Linked DNA regions of Homo sapiens: region 1 is linked to region 2. A link is a loop called in an ENCODE intact Hi-C map of the cell type or tissue named here. Cell type or tissue: right lobe of liver. All regions are shown on one strand. Links, peaks and the distances in the headings refer to the core of each region. The heading gives the core; the rest is flanking DNA. Region 1 has its middle 8.6 kb from the start of SYCE1. Region 2 holds the start of SPRN (shadow of prion protein).

Region 1 (11,001 bases), core at 4,765-7,264, 150 kb after region 2:
AGGGGCAGGAGGGTTCTGCACCTGAAGGTTGTGCACCTGGATTGGGGGTGTAGAAGCGGGGCAGGAGCGTTCAGGCCTCTGGGGGCGTCCAGGCCCGGGCGGGGGAGCAAGCCTGGGGGAGGGAGCTCTGCACGCGTTGCTGGGATGTGGGGGGCGGGGGGAGGCGGCATGGGGGGAGGGGCGTTGTGTTTGGAGGACGCGGTAGCCGGGACCAAGAGCTGGCTCAGATCAGGGTCTGGAACGGGGACGGGCCGTGCCTGGGCCTGGTCCCCACCTTTGGGGCCAAAGCCTGGGTGCGGGCCTTGCGGATGCTGCGGAGGACAAGCGGCTGCTGACACCGTGCGGACTCCGCCCCAGCAGACCCGTGCCCCAGGGACAGTCCCTCCCGCGCGCGCCCAGCGCTCAATGCCGTCCCCGGCCGCCTAGTTCAGCAGCTGGCTGGGGGCGGGACGGGGTCGAGTTGCGGGGCCGCGTCCAGACACGGCTGTGCGGGCGACAGCTGCATCCCCTCCCCGCGCCGCCCCTCGCTCCCGGCCCCGTACCCGCCCCAGCCTCCCGGCCTTACCCGCCACGGGCCTCGGTTGGAACCGCGCGCTGGAGTATCCGTCCCTGAGGCCGCGGCCGAGCGGGAAGGAGCGGGCGGGCGGCGGCGCGGACCCTCAGCCGGAGCGCGGAGCCGCGGCGCCTGGGTTTTGCGCGAGGCCTCCGCCCTGGGATTGGGGCGGGCAGTCGCGGAGGCGCATCCCTGGTGAGCCGGTGGGAGGGGAAAAGGATGTCGCGTCCCCCATCCTTGCGGCCTCCCGTCCTCCGTCACCAGCCCCCTCCGTCTCCTGCATCACAAGGCCCCGTCCCCGCGGTCCCCCGCGACCCCCGCACCCGGCTCCGCTCCACCCGCCGTGCTTCCTGCCCCTCCACACCCTCGTCCCCACCCGGGCCCATCCCCCTGTGAGCCCTGGTGCCCTGGGATGAGGGCCGAGGTCCTGAGCGGAGAGGGTGCTTGTACCAGCCCCATGGTGGCTCGAGCCCACCCCGCGGCCCCTCCCGTGGCAGGTGCGGTTTCTCCACCGGTTGTCAGCTGCGGGGCCGGGCGGAGACCTCCTCAACCTCCGGCCTTGTTTCAGGGAGGATGGGGTCGACCCTTGCGATCCCCAGAGGCCCCCCATGGCTCCTTCTGGGCTGGCTGTCTTCCTCCTGTGGGTTCTGATGCCACCTGGGCCGACGGCGTCTTCTCAGCCCAGGGCGGCCGCGCCTCCGGTGAGTTTCAGCTGAGGGCGCGCGGCCAGCTCCGAGCCTGGCTCCGGGTGCAGCACCGGCCTGGGACCTCTGCTGTCCCGTGTAGGGGTGCCCTGCAAATATGTGATGAATAAGTGAAGAAATACGTTTTATCTTCTAACTTGCCGGATGTTAGAAGGAAACCAAGCTTATGCTTCTCATTTATAGCTACCGTTAAGGATTGGACAGAAGCTTAGCTTTTTGGGTGAGACGGACAACAGTGTTTTTAGAACCTTTGGCAAGGAAGAGCTGGAAAGAACATGTATTTGAAAGTGACTGACAGGTCTTCTGGCCCTAGGGGGCCACCTGAGCAGGTGCACCCAGCTTCCCTCCAAGACAGAAAATAAATTAACAAGGAGAGCAGGAAGGGCCCCGGCAGACTCCAGACGGGAGGGGGTGCTGCCCATCAGGCAGAAGGAGCTTGGAAGGGAGGGGCCGTGGCCATGGGACGTGGAGGTGGGAGCGGGGGTCATCATAGGTCTGCACACTCGGGTTGAGTCCCCCTTCCCCATCACACACAGGACAGCCAGCAGTGAGCTGCTTACCCCAAGGAGTCAAGGGGGTTCTTGGGCAACCCCTGGTGCTGGAGCCGGCAGTGGACAGCACCGCAGCCAGACCTTGCTTATTTTTGGCTCATGAGGAACATCTGTGACCGTTCCCTCCCCTGGCCCTGGGAGGGGATGTGTGACCTCCACTCAAGACAGCCATGCGGCTCCTCCGGCTGCGGGCGGGGAGGGCATGTTTCCCAGCACAGGCCCAGGACTGCCAGCTGAGAGGCTGGGAGGGGCCCCTCACCCCTAGACTTTGCATGTGAAGCCAAGCGTGGAGCCTCACAGGGAATCTGAGATGGGAGCCAGTGAGATGGGGGCAGGACCCAGAGGGGAGAAGAGGTCCTGGGGATGCTGTGGATCTGGATCCAGCGTGCGGGAGCTGAGGTTCCGGAGTGAAACACTGCCTTTCATGGAAGCACGTCTTCCTGTCACCCATCGGCTTCATTTTAAAGGATGAAAATGTATCAGACATTCAAGGAGAGCTGCATCACATAAAAGAAAGACCAGGCAAAGAAACGGAAAATAAATGGATTGAGAAATGTGAATGACTCCAATCATTCCAATCATTGGAATGAATGGATTGGATAAAACTCCAATCCATAGACTCAGATTAGGGAGATATATTTATATAATAAGAACAGGAAACTGTGAAGATGAAATAAGACAAAAAAGACACTTTTGAGATTAAAAAATTACTGCAAAAAAAAAAAAAAAAAACAACAGAAGGATGGAATTGTATATTTAAGGAAATGTTTCTGGCAAAAAGGCAGCAAATATGAAAGAAAAGGGGATAGACCCAGGGGATCCATTTTGGGCTCTAACATCTAACAGTTGTTCCAAGGCCGAGAACACAGAATGGGAAAAGGAAGGGGGAGGCGGTGCTCCAGCTGATTTTATGATTCCAGAAGCCTTCTATCTTAAGATGTATAGGATGTATCTTAGGGTGTATAAGAGAAGCGCAAGAGAAACATTTAGGCTGTTTTATGTTTGAGTAGAGACATGAAAGTTTTAGATAAAGCAGCAGCACAATGAGTCCAGCGGCACATCAGAAAGCAAATCACCATGATCAGGTCAGGTTCAGGGTGGTTTTATGTCATAACATATGTCAGTGTGCTTTACCTATTAGTGGACCAAAGGCAAAAAATACGGTTTTCTACAGAGAAAGACAAAGCATTTGATTTCAATCAACATTCGTTTGTGGTGAAACATGTTGAGAAAACTCATCATAGAAGTGAAATGTTTTCTTTGATAAAGGCTAATCTCAGAAGACATACGTAGTGGAGAGCTTTTAAATGTATTTTTAAAAATACGAACCAATGAGAAGATTGCCTACTTTCACCGCTTCTGTTTAACACAGCATTGGCAGAGCTGCCACCAAGAAGAACACAGCACGTTGAAGGCACGGTGGCTCCTGAAGCTGCAGCCCTGAGACCTGATTGTACCATGGAAGGTGGGGTGGCTCCTGCAGCTGTAGCCCTGAGACCTGATTCCACCACAAGTGCTGCAGCTGGCAGAGGCCACAGGACATAGGCATAGCTGGTGAAACCTGCAACTGAGGGTGTCGGGGGCTCCTGGGAGAGCCTCCGTCCCCGCTAAGGAGAGGGGCTGCGTAGAACCTGTGTGCTATTGTCCTTTCCCCCTTTTTCCTGCTGGGAGTGGGACTTGGTGCCGAGGGTGGCTCCTGACATCGGAAGACCCCAGGATGCTGGGTCAGCGGCTAGGCGGGTGGAGGGTGGGGTTGTCCCCGGCACACGGCGGTGCTGCTCTGCCACTCTGCACTGCTGGGTGTCTCACATCTCATCCCTGTATTAAGCAGGTACTCCCTAGACTTGCAGCCAGATGTATACCTTAGATTTAAAAGATGGTAGAATTTCTCTACCAGAACAAAAAATAGCTTTAAAAAATATAAGATAAAAAGCCATTCATAGTCTGGCACGATGGCTCATGCCTGTAATCCTAGCACTTTGGGAGGCCGAGTCGGGCAGATCACCTGAGGCCAGGAGTTCGAGACCAGACTGGTCAAAATGGTGAAACCCCGTCTCTACTAAAATTACAAAAATTAGCTAGTCATGGTGGTACATGCCTGTAATCCCAGCTACACGGGAGGCTGAGGCACGAGAATCACTTGAACCCAGGAGGTGGAGGTTGCAGTGAGCTGAGATTGAGATTGCGCCACTGCACTCCAGCCTGGGTGACAGAGCAAGACTCCTTCTCCAAAAAAAAAAAAAAAAAAAAAAGCCATTCACCACAGTCCGCAATGTAAAAGACCTCTGTGGAGAACATCAAAAAGTTATTAAAGAATATAAAAGAAAATCTGCATAAATGGAGGATGCACAGGATATTGTGAAGGTGACCGTTTGCCACAAATTGATCCATAAATTTAATGAAATTACAATAAAAATCTTTGCATAATTTTTAAAAGACTGTTATGAACTGAACAGTGTCTCCCTCAAATTCATGCATTGAATTCCCAACCCCTAATACTGCAGGGGTGGGTGCATTTGGAAATAGGACCTTAAAGAGGTGACTAAGGTTAAATGAGGTGAGGTGAGCTTGATGTCGTTAACAAGAGGAACTCAGGACCCAGACACCCACTGTGGGATGGCTCTGTGAAGACATAGGGAGAAGATGGTGTCTACAAGCCAAGAAGAGAGGATGCAGAAGAAACCAACCCTGCCAAACTGTGAGAAAACAAATTTTTGTTGTTTAAGCCACCCTGTCTGTGGCACTTTGTTATGATAGTAACAAAATAGCACAGAACCCAAAAGTTTCTAAAGTCTATATGGAAAAATAAATGCCTAAAATAGCTATTAATAAAATAATTTTGAAAAAGAAGATCAAAGAAGAGTAACTCACCATGTCATATTAAGACGTTGTAGAAAGCCATAGTAATAAAACAACCAAGTCTTTGCAAGGATTAGACAGAGACCAACACGAGAACAAGGATACCATTAAGAAGCTCATGTAGGAACCTGTCCATGTCTACAGGAATAAAAGAAGATTGAGAATTTTGGAAGAGACTGGGAAACTAAAAGGACAAAAAGGAAAGTCTAGAATCAAAAAATACATTTTAAAACACAGAAGATTAGACATGGCTAGAGAGAGAATTAGTAACATGGAAGATCAAAATATCCAGAAAAAAAAAAAGGAGGCAGAGGGTACACTATAAAAAGGCCTGACATGCCATGTAATAGAAGCAATGGAAGAAGATAATGAGGTAGGTGTAATATTTAAGGAAATAATCACCAATCAGTTCCAAAAACTGATGAAAGAAATTAAATCATGAATTCTAGAGGCATTACAAACTCCAAGTGCAATAAATACAAAAAAAAGCATACCTAGGTAAGACAGCTTTAAACCAAACAACTTCCAGAAGCAGGGGAAACTCAAATTACCTGCAAAAGAGTAAAAGTAAGACTGGCAGCTGGCTTCTCAACAGAAAGAGGCAGTGGGTGACAAAGCAGAAATGCAGTTTGTCAAGTCCCTGTCCCAGCATCACAGAGCTGACTGTGAAGGGTGGTTAGAAGCTAAGAGGCAGCAGATTAATAATTGGCATAGATAAAAAAGTTACCATGCAAATACTAAAAAGAAGCCAGTGTAGCTATATTAATGCCAGACAAAGTAGACTTTATGACCCAAAGGTTGAGGTAAAAGCACTACTAGGGACAAAGAGTAATGCCTCTTAGTGATGAAAGGTAAATTTACCAAGATGATAAAACATTTCTAAATCTGTATGCACTTCATGACATAAGCTCACAATATACAAAACAAAAATAGTAAGAAAGATTTAGAGTGAAAACTCATTGACATAAATTTAAAACTCACACACAACACCACACATCTGTTGAGTACCTCTCTCTCCAAGGACACATGCTGAATGCATCACACTGGGTGGCTGTGATGAGGGAGGTGGGATTAGGGCATGGAAAAACCGTGAAATCAAGTGAGAGATACCTCCCCACAACCAGGTGCCGCAGCCCAATAGGAAGAGACGTGCTTGGTCAACTTAGTTTCTGCCCTCAAGCACCAGAGAGAAAAGGCAGAGAAACCAGGTAAGGGCACATTGTCTATTCATTAGACCCATGGAGTTTTCAATAAAAGGACACAAAATGACATTCCTGTTTCTGAGGAAAGGGGACACCTGTGTGTTTGGTGGTGCTGCCTGGATGTGTCAGAGCCCTTTGCTCACCTGGCCTCAGGCTCTGCTCTGAGGAGCTGGGACCTCATGGCAAGGAGACCATCCCTCTGGGCCTGCAGGACTGGGCAGAGTGGCTGGCCTCCATAGCAGCTGTTCATCCGAGAGGGTCAGGGGAGAGGCCGTGAGAGGGGGCTTCTTGTGAGCTCCAGGCCCAGCTTCTCCTGGGCTGGAGGCTCCTAGCTGCTGTGGCAAGGAGCTGTCCTGGCAGTGCTGAGGCCCAGGTCTGGCATCTCTGCCCCTCCACTGCTCAAGGAGATGCTTGCCTGTGGCCACTCTGTGCTCTTGGCAACTCTGGGTGATATGGGCGAGGGCAGGACTTGCTGACTGCCCTGGTGGGAGAGGGCTATGGCTGCCTTGGGTGGTCACCAGTGTCTGTGAGCACAGGGAAGGAGGAAGAGGGATTGGGCAGCTCTCCCTCCTGCAGCTCTAAAGGGGAAGGGCCTGGAGGAGTTTGGCCAGGGCCTCCCTGATGTTGCAGTTCCCAGGCAGTAGATGATGGGTTTGAGCAGAGGGATCCCAACCAAGTAGACCCCTGACACCAGCTTGATGAGGTTAGAGGAGCCGCCACCCCAGGTGGGAGGCATAGGTGGGGAAGGCCTTTAGCTGCTGGGCCTTTCTGGAATCCTCAGCGATCTGGCCAGGATGTGGGTGTAGGAGACCGTGGTTGCCTGCAGGGAAGCCGCAAGGATCACCTGGGCTGCCTGAGTCCGCATTTCTATGGTAGTGGTGCTGGAGCAAGAGAGCCCTAGCGGGGGTGGGATATCACAGAAGTGGTTGAGGACATCGGGGCTGCGGAGCCTCAGGCTGGAGTTGAGAGCCGTGGACACAAAGGAGGCTGGGAAGCTGCTGAGCTGGGCGCTGATGGCCAGGTGCAGGCAGAGCCAGCTGCATGGAGTCCATGATGGGCTGGGTAGTGCAGCAGGTGGCAGATGACTGGGTGCCAGTCACAGTCCATGTTGGCCGGGAGGACGCACTCAGAGGAGCTGAGTGAGAGGAAGAGGAGCAGCCAGGTGAGGTGCCCCGAGAAGGAGATAGATGGTCGTCGCTCGTGCTGGGAGTCCGGCCAACAGCTTTGGGACGGTGACCGAGGTGTACAGAGTCTCCAGCACCGAGAGTTGGGCCAGGAAGAGGTGTGTGGATATGTGCAGGTGGTGGCTGGCTCTGATGGTCCCCACGACAGCCAGGTCCTCTAGGATGGTCACCACATAGATGATGAGGAGTGACCAAATAGCAGCCCTTGAAGATGGTGCAGCTCTGGGAAGCTCAGAAACACAAACTCTGTCACCACAGTATTGCTGGAATTGTACGTGGCCCTCCTGGTCAGGCAAGTCACTTCTCAGCACTCCAGAACAGTGGGGAGACTAGGCTGTGGTGTGTGATGGGGTCACAGCCCTGCTCCACTGGTGAGAGCTAGGTAAGAGCGCTGTAAGCCCTCCTGGGATCTTAGGGCAGGGGCTCAGGCTCACAGACTGTCCCACCATGCACCTTTGGGACCTGCTGCAATACTTATCTGTCATCCCCACCTCTCAGCCCAACATGCCCACTTACCCAGAGCTAACGCCTGGCCAAGGGGCCTTGGGACCTGTACACACTCATATGATCAGGTATACCCCCTCTTACACCTATACGCCCTGAGGTGCATAATCTTCCCTGCCCCAACACACAGGTACATGGCCAGGTGCACACATATACACTCAGTGCACGTCCCTCCCCAGCTGCACACACACCCTGGTGCACACACATGCACCCAAGTGCACACCCCCAGATGTACACACAGCGCAAGGGAAGACCCATTCTGCCTGGCGTGCCTTCTCGGGGCTGTGTGCCTTGGGGCCCTTCCTGGACCTCAACCCTGCTGGCCCCCAGGGGCCAGGGGCACCCTGTACGGGTGAACAAAGCTTCCAGGCGTTTTGCAGAGGGGAGGGAGGCTCCTCCCCACCTTTTAGGTCCTGACATCTTTATCTTGTACTTTCTGAGCCAGCAAAGGGGCGGACGAGGGAAGGGCGGGAGCTGTCCACTCAGAGCCTCCAATGGGTCTGTGTGGCGTGGGGTTCTGGTTCCTGGACTTGCCTGCAGTTGGGTGTCTGAGGGCAGGATGGGGGTTGGAGGGTGAGCTGGGACAGTGGTGGGAGAAGGAGCTCCGCAGGCCTGTGCAGCAGCTCCTCTGGGAGGTCCCCGCCCCTCTCGGGGGATGTAAGCCCCAGACCCCTACCTCGCACTCTGCCTCTGGGTCTGTCTGCGCCTGGGCAGCGGCCGGGTCCCCGTGGACAAGTGGAATTCCTGGGTGACCCTTGACCCAGCCTTCTACCACCCCTTCCTCACCGGTGCTCGGGGGTCTGAGCTGGCGGCTGCTCCAGGCCCACCTGGTGAGACGACTTCAGAGACCCCTACCCATGGCGGGGGCGAGGACGGAGTGCTGGGGGGCGCCACTGGCCAGCCTCAGGAGATGCATGGGCCCCGCCCTGGGTGCAGCGTGGGCGGCTGCGGGGAGGGGCTGGGCCGACGAAGGCTCAGCGCTGAGGACCCTCTGCAGCGCCCCCGTCCACCCCCCCCCCCAGTCCCACAGCACCCCGGGCGACGTGGACCAGCCAGCGAGGCACCTTGGGGCTCAGGGCTGGGGCCCTGGGTGCATCCGCGCAGCCTCCCCCAGGTCTTCGCGTGGAGACCAAGGTCACGGCGGGCCCCGCCTCCCTCGCAGGTGCGTCTCCCCCGGCCCCGCCTCTACCTGCCTCCGCTGGTGTTTCTTATTCGGTTCCTTTGTGACCTTGCCCTCCCCACCCCCTATCTGCTCCCCATCCTGGAAGTCTCTCATTGCAAATTTTCACTCCGATGGGACTGCCAGAGCGATTTGTAAAGTGCTCTGCAGGCCCATGGAGGGACCCGCTGAGCTGGGAGGCCTCCCCACGCTCTGCTCAGCCGCAAATAGAGCTTTCCATGCAAACTTCCCTCCCGGTGCCCTCACCCCGGGGACACCAACCTGGGACAGGTCGCAGACTCGAGGCCCTTCCCTTGAGGGTGGGGGCTGCTGAATGCTACCCAGTAGGCTGCCTTTGGAACACCCATTTCATTTATTTTTCGATGCATGGCATTTATTCATCTATTTATAAAATAATACAAAGAGCACATGAACCTCCCCTCAGCACAGGACATAGACAATTACTAACCCCTGAGCGTATCTCCTCCCCTCTCCCACCCTCAGAGACCATTCGTTGGGATTCTCTGGCTGCTTTCTTGAAAGCACGTTGATGACCCGAAACACGGGGCTTTGTTGGATTCAAGCTTCATAACCCAGAGCCCCGGGCTGTGCGCTGTCCTCTAGGTCTTGCTCTTTCATGTCAAGACTCTCCCTCTTCTCAGCAGCTGCACTCCACTCAGTCGGACACCTGTGTAATATTCCATGGTGTGACTACACCGCAAGTCATAACACATTCTTTGTTCACGGACACTTGGAACGATCCCCAGTCCTCTGTTCTTGCGAATGGCACTGGATGACATTCCTGTGCCTGGTTCCTGGTTGTCATGTGTGAATATTTCTCTTGTAATCCACCCGTAAGAATGGGAATGCTGAGGTCAAACTTTACTCAAAACCTCCTAAGAAAATACCAGATTCTTTTCCCAGTGTGGCTGTACTGCTCCACAGCTACTATGGCTCTCCCACCCTCTCCAGCAGGTGGTCTCGTGGAATTCTCAGTCTTGGCCACTTTAATGGGTGAGAAGCAGCGTCTCATTGTGTTGGTGACTCGTATTTTCCTGCTTGTCCCACAGATTTGGTATCAATGTGTGTTTCTGCTTCTGTGTGTCTTTTGTACATTTCTCCCAACGGGGTCATCTTTTAGTTATTGATTTGTAGAAATTCTTTAGCCCTTTCTAAATTTCTCTGTGGAGGCACAGTTTACAGAGTAATGCGCTTAGTGTTGAGGTGATGGGTTTTGATAAATGTGTGTGTGTGCCTGGAACCCAGACGCATCAGGATGCCAACTTCCGTCACCCCACAGACATCCTGCATACCCTTTCCCAGTTTATCCCTGACTCTCAACCTTGAGGCAACCACTGCTGAGATTCTTTCCTTCATAGGTTTTGTTCATTCTAGAATGTAATATAAGTGGAACACACAACGTCTTCTCTTTCGTCTCCAGTTTCTGCTCAGCACAGTGTTTTTGAGGCATATCCAGGGTTTGTTTGTTCCATTATTAGATAGTTTCCAGATGATCTGGAAATGTGTTATTTAGTTTCCAAATGTTCAGAGATTTCCTGGAGACATTTCACTGTTGTTCACTTCTATTTTAATTCCCTTGAGATTAGAGAACATACTTTGTTTTAAATTTGAGATTTATTTTATGGCCTAGAATATGGGTCTATCTTGGTAATTGATCTGTGTTCTCCCAAAAGAATGTGCATTTTGTGTTATTGGGTGGCACATCTTGTAGATGTCAATCAGGTAAGCTGGTTAATAGTGATGTTCAATCTTTATTGAAATCTGTGGTTCTAATTGTGGATTTGTCTCTTTCTCCTTGATGTTATATTGTTTTTGCTTCATGTATTTTTAGGTGGTTATTAGGTGCATACCTACTTAGGATGATTTTGTCCCTCTAAAGAATTAACCCCTTAATAGTTATGCAATGATTTGCTTTATGCCTGGTAATATTTGTTGTTTTAAAATCTACTTTGTCTGATATTAACTGCAGCTTTCTTTAAATAGTGCATGATATACCTTTTACCATTATTTTACTTTAAACCTACTTCTGTCTTTCTTTTTAAATTGTGCTTCTTGTAGGCAGCCTATAGTTGGGTCTTGCATTTTTATTCAGTCTGATAATCTCTGTCTTTTATTTGTGGTATTTAACCATTTACATTTAATGTGATTACTAATATGATTACACTTATTATCTACCACATTACTATTTGTACTGTCATAAATATTTGTAATGTAGTAAATCTCTACCACATTACTATTTGTTTACTTTTTATCCTGTCTGATTT
Region 2 (4,610 bases), core at 128-2,627:
GGAAGTGGCAGGTGGGGCAGGAGGGTTCTGCACCTGAAGGTTGTGCACCTGGATTGGGGGTGTAGAAGCGGGGCAGGAGCGTTCAGGCCTCTGGGGGCGTCCAGGCCCGGGCGGGGGAGCAAGCCTGGGGGAGGGAGCTCTGCACGCGTTGCTGGGATGTGGGGGGCGGGGGGAGGCGGCATGGGGGGAGGGGCGTTGTGTTTGGAGGACGCGGTAGCCGGGACCAAGAGCTGGCTCAGATCAGGGTCTGGAACGGGGACGGGCCGTGCCTGGGCCTGGTCCCCACCTTTGGGGCCAAAGCCTGGGTGCGGGCCTTGCGGATGCTGCGGAGGACAAGCGGCTGCTGACATCGTGCGGACTCCGCCCCAGCAGACCCGTGCCCCAGGGGCAGTCCCTCCCGCGCGCGCCCGGCGCTCAATGCCGTCCCCGGCCGCCTAGTTCAGCAGCTGGCTGGGGGCGGGACGGGGTCGAGTTGCGGGGCCGCGTCCAGACACGGCTGTGCGGGCGACAGCTGCATCCCCTCCCCGCGCCGCCCCTCGCTCCCGGCCCCGTACCCGCCCCAGCCTCCCGGCCTTACCCGCCACGGGCCTCGGTTGGAACCGCGCGCTGGAGTATCCGTCCCTGAGGCCGCGGCCGAGCGGGAAGGAGCGGGCGGGCGGCGGCGCGGACCCTCAGCCGGAGCGCGGAGCCGCGGCGCCTGGGTTTTGCGCGAGGCCTCCGCCCTGGGATTGGGGCGGGCAGTCGCGGAGGCGCATCCCTGGTGAGCCGGTGGGAGGGGAAAAGGATGTCGCGTCCCCCATCCTTGCGGCCTCCCGTCCTCCGTCACCAGCCCCCTCCGTCTCCTGCATCACAAGGCCCCGTCCCCGCGGTCCCCCGCGACCCCCGCACCCGGCCCCGCTCCACCCGCCGTGCTTCCTGCCCCTCCACACCCTCGTCCCCACCCGGGCCCATCCCCCTGTGAGCCCTGGTGCCCTGGGATGAGGGCCGAGGTCCTGAGCGGAGAGGGTGCTTGTACCAGCCCCATGGTGGCTCGAGCCCACCCCGCGGCCCCTCCCGTGGCAGGTGCGGTTTCTCCACCGGTTGTCAGCTGCGGGGCCGGGCGGAGACCTCCTCAACCTCCGGCCTTGTTTCAGGGAGGATGGGGTCGACCCTTGCGATCCCCAGAGGCCCCCCATGGCTCCTCCTGGGCTGGCTGTCTTCCTCCTGTGGGTTCTGATGCCACCTGGGCCGACGGCGTCTTCTCAGCCCAGGGCGGCCGCGCCTCCGGTGAGTTTCAGCTGAGGGCGCACGGCCAGCTCCGAGCCTGGCTCCGGGTGCAGCACCGGCCTGGGACCTCTGCTGTCCCGCGTAGGGGTGCCCTGCAAATATGTGATGAATAAGTGAAGAAATACGTTCTATCTTCTAACTTGCCGGATGTTAGAAGGAAACCAAGCTTATGCTTCTCATTTATAGCTACCGTTAAGGATTGGACAGAAGCTTAGCTTTTTGGGTGAGACGGACAACAGTGTTTTTAGAACCTTTGGCAAGGAAGAGCTGGAAAGAACATGTATTTGAAAGTGACTGACAGGTCTTCTGGCCCTAGGGGGCCACCTGAGCAGGTGCACCCAGCTTCCCTCCAAGACAGAAAATAAATTAAGAAGGAGAGCAGGAAGGGCCCCGGCAGACTCCAGACGGGAGGGGGTGCTGCCCATCAGGCAGAAGGAGCTTGGAAGGGAGGGGCCGTGGCCATGGGACGTGGAGGTGGGAGCGGGGGTCATCATAGGTCTGCACACTCGGGTTGAGTCCCCCTTCCCCATCACACACAGGACAGCCAGCAGTGAGCTGCTTACCCCAAGGAGTCAAGGGGGTTCTTGGGCAACCCCTGGTGCTGGAGCCGGCAGTGGACAGCACCGCAGCCAGACCTTGCTTATTTTTGGCTCATGAGGAACATCTGTGACCGTTCCCTCCCCTGGCCCTGGGAGGGGATGTGTGACCTCCACTCAAGACAGCCATGCGGCTCCTCCGGCTGCGGGCGGGGAGGGCATGTTTCCCAGCACAGGCCCAGGACTGCCAGCTGAGAGGCTGGGAGGGGCCCCTCACCCCTAGACTTTGCATGTGAAGCCAAGCGTGGAGCCTCACAGGGAATCTGAGATGGGAGCCAGTGAGATGGGGGCAGGACCCAGAGGGGAGAAGAGGTCCTGGGGATGCTGTGGATCTGGATCCAGCGTGCGGGAGCTGAGGTTCCGGAGTGAAACACTGCCTTTCATGGAAGCACGTCTTCCTGTCACCCATCGGCTTCATTTTAAAGGATGAAAATGTATCAGACATTCAAGGAGAGCTGCATCACATAAAAGAAAGACCAGGCAAAGAAACGGAAAATAAATGGATTGAGAAATGTGAATGACTCCAATCATTCCAATCATTGGAATGAATGGATTGGATAAAACTCCAATCCATAGACTCAGATTAGGGAGATATATTTATATAATAAGAACAGGAAACTGTGAAGATGAAATAAGACAAAAAAGACACTTTTGAGATTAAAAAATTACTGCAAAAAAAAAAAACCAACAGAAGGATGGAATTGTATATTTAAGGAAATGTTTCTGGCAAAAAGGCAGCAAATATGAAAGAAAAGGGGATAGACCCAGGGGATCCATTTTGGGCTCTAACATCTAACAGTTGTTCCAAGGCCGAGAACACAGAATGGGAAAAGGAAGGGGGAGGCGGTGCTCCAGCTGATTTTATGATTCCAGAAGCCTTCTATCTTAAGATGTATAGGATGTATCTTAGGGTGTATAAGAGAAGCGCAAGAGAAACATTTAGGCTGTTTTATGTTTGAGTAGAGACATGAAAGTTTTAAATAAAGCAGCAGCACAATGAGTCCAGCGGCACATCAGAAAGCAAATCACCATGATCAGGTCAGGTTCAGGGTGGTTTTATGTCATGATATATGTCAGTGTGCTTTACCTATTAGTGGACCAAAGGCAAAAAATACGGTTTTCTACAGAGAAAGACAAAGCATTTGATTTCAATCAACATTCGTTTGTGGTGAAACATGTTGAGAAAACTCATCATAGAAGTGAAATGTTTTCTTTGATAAAGGCTAATCTCAGAAGACATACGTAGTGGAGAGCTTTTAAATGTATTTTTAAAAATACGAACCAATGAGAAGATTGCCTACTTTCACCGCTTCTGTTTAACACAGCATTGGCAGAGCTGCCACCAAGAAGAACACAGCACGTTGAAGGCACGGTGGCTCCTGAAGCTGCAGCCCTGAGACCTGATTGTACCATGGAAGGTGGGGTGGCTCCTGCAGCTGTAGCCCTGAGACCTGATTCCACCACAAGTGCTGCAGCTGGCAGAGGCCACAGGACATAGGCATAGCTGGTGAAACCTGCAACTGAGGGTGTCGGGGGCTCCTGGGAGAGCCTCCGTCCCCCCTAAGGAGAGGGGCTGCGTAGAACCTGTGTGCTATTGTCCTTTCCCCCTTTTTCCTGCTGGGAGTGGGACTTGGTGCCAAGGGTGGCTCCTGCCATCGGAAGACCCCAGGATGCTGGGTCAGCGGCTAGGCGGGTGGAGGGTGGGGTTGTCCCCGGCACACAGCGGTGCTGCTCTGCCACTCTGCACTGCTGGGTGTCTCACATCTCATCCCTGTATTAAGCAGGTACTCCCTAGACTTGCAGCCAGATGTATACCTTAGATTTAAAAGATGGTAGAATTTCTCTACCAGAACAAAAAATAGCTTTAAAAAATATAAGATAAAAAGCCATTCATAGTCTGGCACGATGGCTCATGCCTGTAATCCTAGCACTTTGGGAGGCCGAGTCGGGCAGATCACCTGAGGCCAGGAGTTCGAGACCAGACTGGTCAAAATGGTGAAACCCCGTCTCTACTAAAATTACAAAAATTAGCTAGTCATGGTGGTACATGCCTGTAATCCTAGCTACACGGGAGGCTGAGGCACGAGAATCACTTGAACCCAGGAGGTGGAGGTTGCAGTGAGCTGAGATTGCGCCACTGCACTCCAGCCTGGGTGACAGAGCAAGACTCCTCCTCCAAAAAAAAAAAAAAAAAAAAAGCCATTCACCACAGTCCGCAATGTAAAAGACCTCTATGAAGAACATCCTAAAGTTATTAAAGAATATAAAAGAAAATCTGCATAAATGGAGGATGCACAGGATATTGTGAAGGTGACAGTTCACCACAAATTGATCCATAAATTTAATGAAATTACAATAAAAATCTTTACATAATTTTTAAAAGACTCTGTTATGAGCTGAACCGTGTCTCCCTCAAATTCATGCATTGAAGTCCCAACCCCTAATACTGTGGGGGTGGGTGCATTTGGAAATAGGACCTTAAAGAGGTGACTAAGGTTAAATGAGGTGAGGTGAGCTTGATGTCGTTAACAAGAGCAACTCAGGACCCAGACACCCACTGTGGGATGGCCCTGTGAAGACATAGGGAGAAGATGGTGTCTACAAGCCAAGAAGAGAGGCTGCAGAAGAAACCAACCCTGCCAAACTGTGAGAAAACAAATTTCTGTTGTTTAAGCCACCCTGTCTGTGGCACTTTGTTATGGTAGTAACAAAATAGCACAGAGCCCAAAAGTTTCTAAAGTCTATATG

The links. Peaks named below come from ENCODE experiments on the same cell type or tissue, not always from the same donor. Only the 100,000 strongest peaks of a DNase experiment are listed, where the experiment ranks them.
Region 1: a loop joins it to region 2, with 8 times the contacts of the local background. A loop is called at or near these places in 25 of 110 quality-filtered maps.

What each region holds. Positions count from the first base shown.
Region 1 is chr10:133,568,703-133,579,703 of GRCh38, forward strand. It overlaps the pseudogene SPRNP1 and the pseudogene OR6L1P. Among named protein-coding and RNA genes, the nearest start is that of SYCE1, 8.6 kb to the left of the region's middle. In right lobe of liver, for the core only: no CTCF peak of the experiment used is centred there; no DNase peak of the experiment used is centred there.
Region 2 is chr10:133,423,896-133,428,505 of GRCh38, forward strand. It overlaps SPRN (shadow of prion protein), which reads right to left and starts at 730. Exons shown (of 2, transcript NM_001391974.1): 1 at 578-730. It overlaps LOC124902564 (a long non-coding RNA gene), which reads left to right and starts at 675. Exons shown (of 2, transcript XR_007062397.1): 1 at 675-1,266. RefSeq lists an enhancer at 546-1,053. In right lobe of liver, for the core only: no CTCF peak of the experiment used is centred there; no DNase peak of the experiment used is centred there.